Linked DNA regions of Homo sapiens: regions 2 and 3 are each linked to region 1. A link is a loop called in an ENCODE intact Hi-C map of the cell type or tissue named here. Cell type or tissue: heart right ventricle. All regions are shown on one strand.

Region 1 (2,500 bases):
GGTAGAGGCAGGGGTCTGAGATGAAATAGATGAGAGCTCCAAGGAAATGTGTGTTGGGATTACGATTTGGGAAGAAGAGCGTCAGAGAGAACCTTCAGGAGTCATTAGAGAGGGGAGGGTCATCCAGGAGCAGGACACAGAGCATACAAAGGCCTGGAGTCACATTAAACTTAGTGGCTATTGGACTCCTTTTCTTTCCTAAACTCTGCAAATAGGTGTGATCAGGGACATGGCAACTTTAACCCTGACCGGCTTTATATTCACTACCTGTATCCTCTCACTTAATCTGCACAACAGTCCTGTAGTTATTGTTGTAAACGTGTAGGGATAGAGTCTTGCTTCTCTTATTTTACAGAAGCAGAGAGGTGGAATGCTGTGTCCAAAGGCACCCAGTTATCGGGTCGCCAGGTTTGCAAACACAAGCGCAAAAACACAGCATTCCCAGTTAAAAGTGAATTTCAGATGAATAATGAGTGATTTTTTTTAAAAAAGATAAATCTATCCCCTAGAGATCTTTGATATACTAAAAAATTATTTGCTACCCAGTTTTTGGTAACCTCACCCCATTTCCTTTCGTTTCTTTTCTTTCTTTCTTTTTTTCTTTAAGATGAAGTCTGGCTGTGTCGCCCAGGCTAGAGTGCAGTGGCATAATCTCGGCTCACTGGAACCTCCGCCTCCCGGGTTCAAGCGATTCTCCTGCCTCAGCCTCCCAAGTAGCTGGGATTGCAGGCGCCCGCCACCAAGCCCGGCTAATTTTTGTATTTTAATAGAGATGAGATTTCACCATGCTGGCCAGGCTGGTCTCGAACTCCTGACCTCAGGTGTGATTCGTCCGCCTTGGCCTCCCAAATTGTTGAGATTACAAGGCGCGAGCCACCGCGCCTGGCCCTCACCCCGTTTCTGAACCTCATTTAGCCTGTTTTTTTTTTTTCCTTGAAAATAAAGGTGGTTGTAATTATGATCTGGATTTCTTGAGGGCCTACGACGCACCAGGCTCTGTGCTAAGTGTTATACACAGAGTATCTTGAGCTTCCCACTAAAGGCAAGTCGCGGGGGGCCCACCTGCGCCCTCTGTGCCCGCCTGGTAGCCCGCAGTTCTGTAAACAGCCACGAGGTGTCGCCCTCTGCCCGTGGTATCCTGACGGCGGCGGGGGCGGCCGGGCGCGCGCGGCCCATTCATCACCGCGCGGCCGCGGCGCCCAGACAATGTGGGGAGCGGCCCTGGCCCGCGCCCGCGCGGCTGTCTGTACAAAGGATGCGCTGTTAACACGTGTACGGTAATGGGCTCCCTCACGGCCTCCTCCCCGGCCACCCGCTCCCAGCCTGACGGATGGCCCGAGCCATCCATCTACATTATGTCATGGGCGGTGAGCCTCCTCCTCCGTCCAGTCCGTCTGGCCGTCCAGGACCAGCCATGGCCTTGGCCGTGCGCCCTACTTGGGCAACCCCCATTCCCTTCCCCTCTGCGGAAGGAACCTCGTGCGGAGTGAGGCCTACTACGTGCTGGGCCCCAGCTGTGCTGTCTCCTTGATTTTCATGCAAGGTGATGTGGCTTATTAGCCCATCCTGCAGAGGAGGAAACTGAGACTTGAAGCTGGGAAACCTTTATTCTAAGAACACACAGCTCTGGGGTTTGATAGAGTTGGAATTTTTTTTTCTTACAGCTTTGTTGAGACTAGACTTCTCATACCATAGAATTCACACATGTAAAGTATACATTTCAATTTTTTTTTGTATGTTCACATAGTTCTGCAACCATCACCACAATTCAATTTTACAGCATTTTAGTAAATTCTCCCAAAGAAATCTTCTATCTGTTAGCAATCCCTCCAGCCCTTGTCAATCATTAATCTACTCTCTATCTGTGTAGATTCTCGACATTTCATACAAACGAAATCATGTAACATGTGGCCTTCTGTGCCTGGCCTATTTCACTTAGTATAATTTCAAGGTTCACCCATGTTGCAATGTGCATTAGTACTTCATTCCTTTTTATTGCAGAATAATATTCCATTGTATGGATATACCACATTTTATTGATTCATTTGCTCATTGTTTCCACTTTTTGGCTACTATGAATAATGCTGTGAAAAGGTTTTATGCGGATAGATATTTTCAATTTCCTTGCAGTGAAACTGCCAGATCGTATGGTAACATGATATTTAACTGCTCAAATATCTGCCAGACTGTTTTCAGAGTGGCTATACCATTTTACATTCCCACCAGCAGTGTATGAGGATTTGGGTTTCTCTGCATCCTTGTCAACACTTGCTACTATCTGCCTTTTTGATTCTAGCCACCCTAGGGGGTAGGAAGTGTATCTCATCGTGGTTTTGAGTTGCACTTCCCTGATGACCAAGGATGTCAGACATCTTTTCATTTGCTTACTGGCCATTCGTATATCTTCTTTGGAGAGAAATACTTATTCATATCCTTTGCTCATTTTTTAAAAAATGGGTTGATTGGCCAGGTGCGGTGGCTCACACCTGTAATCCCAGCA
Region 2 (2,500 bases), 570 kb after region 1:
AGAAATGGGCTTGGGGTTGGCTGATTACTGAGCTAGCAGGGACCTCAGATGTTGTGGGAAATCTGCAGTTAATACTTTGGGGGCATTTTCATATAAAATGTAGGTGTCTGAACTTCACACCTACCTATGGAATAAGAATCTTCAAGGGTGTGACCCAGAAACCTGCATTTTCAATATTCTCTCCCCATCATGATCTGATGGTGAGCAGTTCAGAATCATCTCATTCCCCCTCCACCAGCACCTGTTGTATGAATCTTCTCTCCGGCTTCCCTGACAAAAAGATGCTTGATCTGTTTTGTTTGCATACCTCCAGTAATGGGGAGCTCACTCACTTTCATAGCTATTAAGTCCAAACCTTAAGCTTATGAAACATCCCAATGCTGACCCCTGGAGACATGCAGAACAAACAGCTGCTTCTGCACAGGTTACCTTGACTGGGGGCAGATTACACATGGTGTGTGTGTGGACAGTGGCCAAAGAGGGGGCTGGGACTATATTCCAATGTTGTCAGAAGTCATCATTCAGATGAAGGAACAGTAATGAAGTTTCAAACAAAATATGCATTGCCATATTTGCATTTGAGAAGAATCAAGCTGGGGTCACTACCTGTGGCCAGTAGATTAGATGGTGTCAGGCAAAGTTGACCAACCAGGTGATCCAAAGACCCCAGCTGTGCCCATAACTTCTTTATGATCTCATGCAAGGTCATAAACTCCACCCAAGTTCTTTGAGCCTCAGTTTTGTCTTCTGTAAAATGTAAGAAGCAATAACTACCTCTTAGGGATGTATAGAGAGAATTCCCGCAGGAGAGAGATGGCATATTTCAAATTGAGACTATTCGATCCAGGGGCTGGTCATCAAGATGGAGCAGGGTATAGAGAAGCCATTAGGGATGATACAGAACACCACCAAAGGGTTAGTAACGGTGGGGAACTGTTTGCACCCCGAAGCCTGAAAGAGTGAAGTAGGGTGGGATTACCTGGAAAGAGAGAGAGAGACAGAAGGAGAATGAGATTGAGGGAAGGGCTGCCTGGCAGGGGAAGCTGACGCCTTCAGGCAAGTGAAGAAGCCAGCCCGCAGCAACTCTGCAGGGAAGAATATAGGGAAATAAACGCCTTCATCTCTCTCTTGTCCCACCCGCAGAGCTCCTTCTGGGATTCTCTATTGGCTGAACTCAGCCAGAAGCTGCCAAGGGAGACCCCCACAACTGGATGCAGCCCACTGAAGTCAGCTTCCTGGGGTGCGTAGCTGAAGGTAGCAGGGAGCAAAAAGAATCTGAAGGGGAAGTGAACAATGTAGAGCGTATCTGTGCTGAAGACGTAAGGAGAGAGTGGAGGTCAGAAGCTGGCATGGTCCCTGGTGCATGTATCAGCCGCTAAAGGTAAGTCCCCTCCCACTGCCACAGCCCTGCTGTCCTTGGCATTAACTGACACCCCAAACAGAATACCCAGCTCAAGGACCTTGGGTCGGACCCCTCAGAGATTGTGGGACCCACCAAGTGGCCAGTCCTGGGCACTGCACAGACACGGGGCATGGGTTTGCCAGGAAGCCAGGCAGGCTTGAGGCCAGGGGCCGCTGGGGCTGTTTGTGCAACTCTGCCTGCTTGTAGCTGTGAGCTGCGTAGCCACGAGCTGTCGAAATCAAGAGGCTGACATTTAACATGCAGCAGCTTCCTGTGATGGATAAATATTAAACACAGCACGACCGACAGGACTAAGTAAATATCTATTAGTCTCCGAGATGGAGTCTGCAGGCACAAGGAGAGGATGTCCTAATTGTTCACCCTCCTTGTAATGTTAAATAAGCATCTCGCCAGACTTCAACCAGGAGGAGATGCCTTGCTTGGTTCTCTCAATTTCTCTCTCTCTGTGTCTCTCTTTCCCCCCCATCCCCGGTCTCTCTCTCTCCATCTTTTTTGATTTATCTCAATCTCTTTTTAACTTTATTATATTAACTCGAAGAGTCTTAAATTTTTTGAGACCAGGCCAGAAAAAAAAAAAAAAAAACATGAAAAAGTAAGCATTTTCATGACCTTCCTCCAAAGACTGGAATAGAAAGCAAAACTGCTGGAGACCCTAGTAATGGTACAATTCAACCTATTTCTTTATAAATGTTAAGAAAAAAAATAAATGGTGAAGGACAAGGAGGAAGATTGTGGCAAAAATCCCTAACCCATGAGGTCAAGTCTAGTGCTGGCTATCTTTCGTCTCCATTGGAAAGTCTAATTTTCTACCCTGTGTATGTGTGCATGTGTGTGTATACATATATACACATTATATTATCTATAATGTACTATCTACTATATATGTCTACCCTGAATATTAATATGTATATGATAGTATCTATTACACACACACACACACGCACACAATACATACATACACACACTTTGGCAACATGCTGCAGTGCCATGTTGCTGAGCACCATGCATTAAATCAGCCAATGCATGTTAACTATGCACCTGCTATAAGAGATACACTGTGCCAGGCCTTGAGTCAGA
Region 3 (2,500 bases), 1.1 Mb after region 1:
GTTTATATATTATAACACTTAAAAATGAAGATATTTCAAACTCTACTACCAATGAAATGAGTTTTAACAAGTTAATTCCATAAAGGTGTTTGTTAAACATTACATATTTTAAAATTATACTGCATATACCTGAAATGTAAGTGATACATTTAGAAAAGTTTTATTTACAAAAAGGCATGTTTCCTTAAATGACAGTAAATCACTGAACATATTATATCAATTTCCTTAAACTGAAATGGGGGAAAACACCCTAGTAAAAATTCAGAGTGAGCCCTCTCTCACTCTGAATGTTAGTCCATGATTTGGCCTTTAGCTTCTAAGTCCCAAGATTCCATTTAGTCCATTAGCATTAAGTTAACAAATATTCAACATGAAAAAGTTAAAATATGAAAAAAATTAAACATTTTTTTAAAGTAAGAACAAAATCCAATAAGCAACATCATTCCTGCTACCATTTTGAAGCACACACTTATGTGTCAGGCCCCCACATTCTCCCAGTTAATGCTCAAAAACTTGAAATAAAGGTACTGGACTATCACCACCACTAGGGGCAGGGAAGTGAAATTCTTTGCCAGAGTCCACCATCACTGAGCAGAAGAGCCAGGACTCAGATGCTGCCCTGTCTGACACCAAAGCCAACCATGATCCTTTATTGAAAAAATGTGATTTACATTCTACCATTTGATTAGACTCAAGTACCTGAAGGGACGCTTGCTCCCTCTCAGCCTAGGGAGCCTTCCTTAAAAAAGAGTTTACATGGCTGAAAAGGGGCTTTTATAAGAAATGCACTGTAAAAACTTGACTTGGAGCTGTTTATGCTTATTTCTTTACAAATATCTGCCATGAGCTGCTCAAAAACATTTTCTGACTCTCAGAGAATTTTATCCCCCACCCAAGGAACTAGAGCAAATCCTATTCACACCCCCATCACCTCCATTACCCTCCCCGCCTTTTTACTTTTAAAACATGGAAGAAATTAGGAATAAACCTTAAATTAATAATGGTTTCTAGTGAAAAAGCATTTTGTACAAAACATGCTTGTACACACCGATTTTTTTTTTTTTGAGATGGAGTTTCGCTCTTGTTGCCCAGGCTACAGTGCAATGGCACGATCTCGGCTCACTACAACCTCCGCCTCCCAGGTTCAAGCGATTCTTCTGCCTCAGCTTCCCGAGTAGCTGGGATTACAGGCACATGCCACCATGCCCAGCTAATTTTGTATTTTTAGTAGAGAGGGGGTTTCTCCATGTTGGTCAGGCTGGTCTCGAACTCCCAACTTAGGTGATCTGCCTGCCTCAGCCTCCCAAACTGCTGGGATTACAGGCGTGAGCCACTGCACCCAGTTAATAAAATTTTAAAATCCTTGCTAATGTTTAAGCAAGCACGACATAAGCAATATGTTGTTTTCCCACAAGAGGGCACTATCCAACCATGCCTTCGAATATAGTGGACATTCTCTAAATCTACTACTGGAAATGATCTGAAAGTGTGTGACCATGTAAGGCAGTGGAATAATGTAGGAAACATTTTCACATTTCTTTTTAATAGAAAACATGCCTACATTTATTTATATCTTCTTTGAAGATGGGGGAAAAATCTCTAACTTACTACAAAAGACCTTGACAACAGTCTGTTTCACAGTAAAGGCAAGATGAGACAGGCGTTTGGCAAACAGAAATTTCTTAAGCATAAGCAAAATCACTGCTACCACAAAACGTGTATTTGAGGTGCTTTCTCCCTAAGTTCAGGAAAGCTACTATCACATGCATTCATCTTGAGTTAGGAGCTGGGTCACAATTCTCATGTTTTTATTATGCACACATAATAAAGAGTTTTTGGATCACACACCCTAGTGATAAGTAACACATTTTTAAGACAGAAATGAACGTCTAGGTTCATTTTAACAGCAAAAAGACATGGTACTCTACTGAGATCAAGTGTGTCTCTGCTCATGCTGAAGAAAACAACCAAAGCAGCATTTGGCAACCATAGGCCCGGCTAGGACTGGCTGGATCTCAGCCACAGACTTCTAATAAACAAAAGCTCTTTTCAGGTCTAAAGAGCCGGGTAGCCACTGCACAGCTCCAAGAAGCAGAAAGCCCTTCTTAGGAAATAAGCAGCAGCAGTTGGAACAAATGTAACATCTAAAACACAGGAGCTTCTTGAAAGCTGTGAGAGAGAACCAAAAGGACTGCTGACCATTTAGGGTATCATCTACCAAAAATTAATTTGGAGGATATATTAGGTTGACCCATAAGAAAACGTCATTTCTGTAGCTCAAAAGCTTACAAATACTAACAACTTCACATGGCTTCAACCAATATTTAACTTTTTCTGGTCATGTTCCATCATTCTTTTTCATTTTGAAAAGAAAAAAGTTTTAATATTATAAAGATTATTTAGAGAGTGCAATGACGAAGTTTAGTAAAGCATGTGTTACCAAGACTATCTACACAAGTATGTAACATCTGGGCATTGTCTCAGAGAATGTATGATCAAA

What was found. Hi-C counts contacts between places; a loop is a spot of excess contacts. Peaks named below come from ENCODE experiments on the same cell type or tissue, not always from the same donor. Only the 100,000 strongest peaks of a DNase experiment are listed, where the experiment ranks them.
Region 2: it touches region 1 in a loop (2.7-fold over the local background); 14 of 110 quality-filtered maps call a loop at or near these places.
Region 3: a loop joins it to region 1, with 6 times the contacts of the local background. A loop is called at or near these places in 12 of 110 quality-filtered maps.

Annotation. Positions count from the first base shown.
Region 1 is chr22:26,755,687-26,758,186 of GRCh38, forward strand. All of the region lies in intron 2 of MIATNB (MIAT neighbor), which reads left to right. Among named protein-coding and RNA genes, the nearest start is that of MIATNB, 84 kb to the left of the region's middle. In heart right ventricle, CTCF peaks have their summits at 1,103 (motif pointing right) and 1,316; DNase peaks (open chromatin) are centred at 1,136 and 1,328; H3K4me3 peaks cover 444 bases.
Region 2 is chr22:27,330,558-27,333,057 of GRCh38, forward strand. LOC102724900 (a long non-coding RNA gene) reads left to right here and starts at 783. Exons shown (of 5, transcript XR_430432.4): 1 at 783-915; 2 at 1,144-1,381. In heart right ventricle, a CTCF peak has its summit at 1,509; a DNase peak (open chromatin) is centred at 1,548; H3K27me3 peaks cover 1,773 bases.
Region 3 is chr22:27,879,576-27,882,075 of GRCh38, forward strand. The region is part of intron 7 of PITPNB (phosphatidylinositol transfer protein beta); the gene reads right to left. Among named protein-coding and RNA genes, the nearest start is that of PITPNB, 38 kb to the right of the region's middle. In heart right ventricle, CTCF peaks have their summits at 545 and 1,416 (motif pointing right); no DNase peak of the experiment used is centred here; H3K27ac peaks cover 1,508 bases.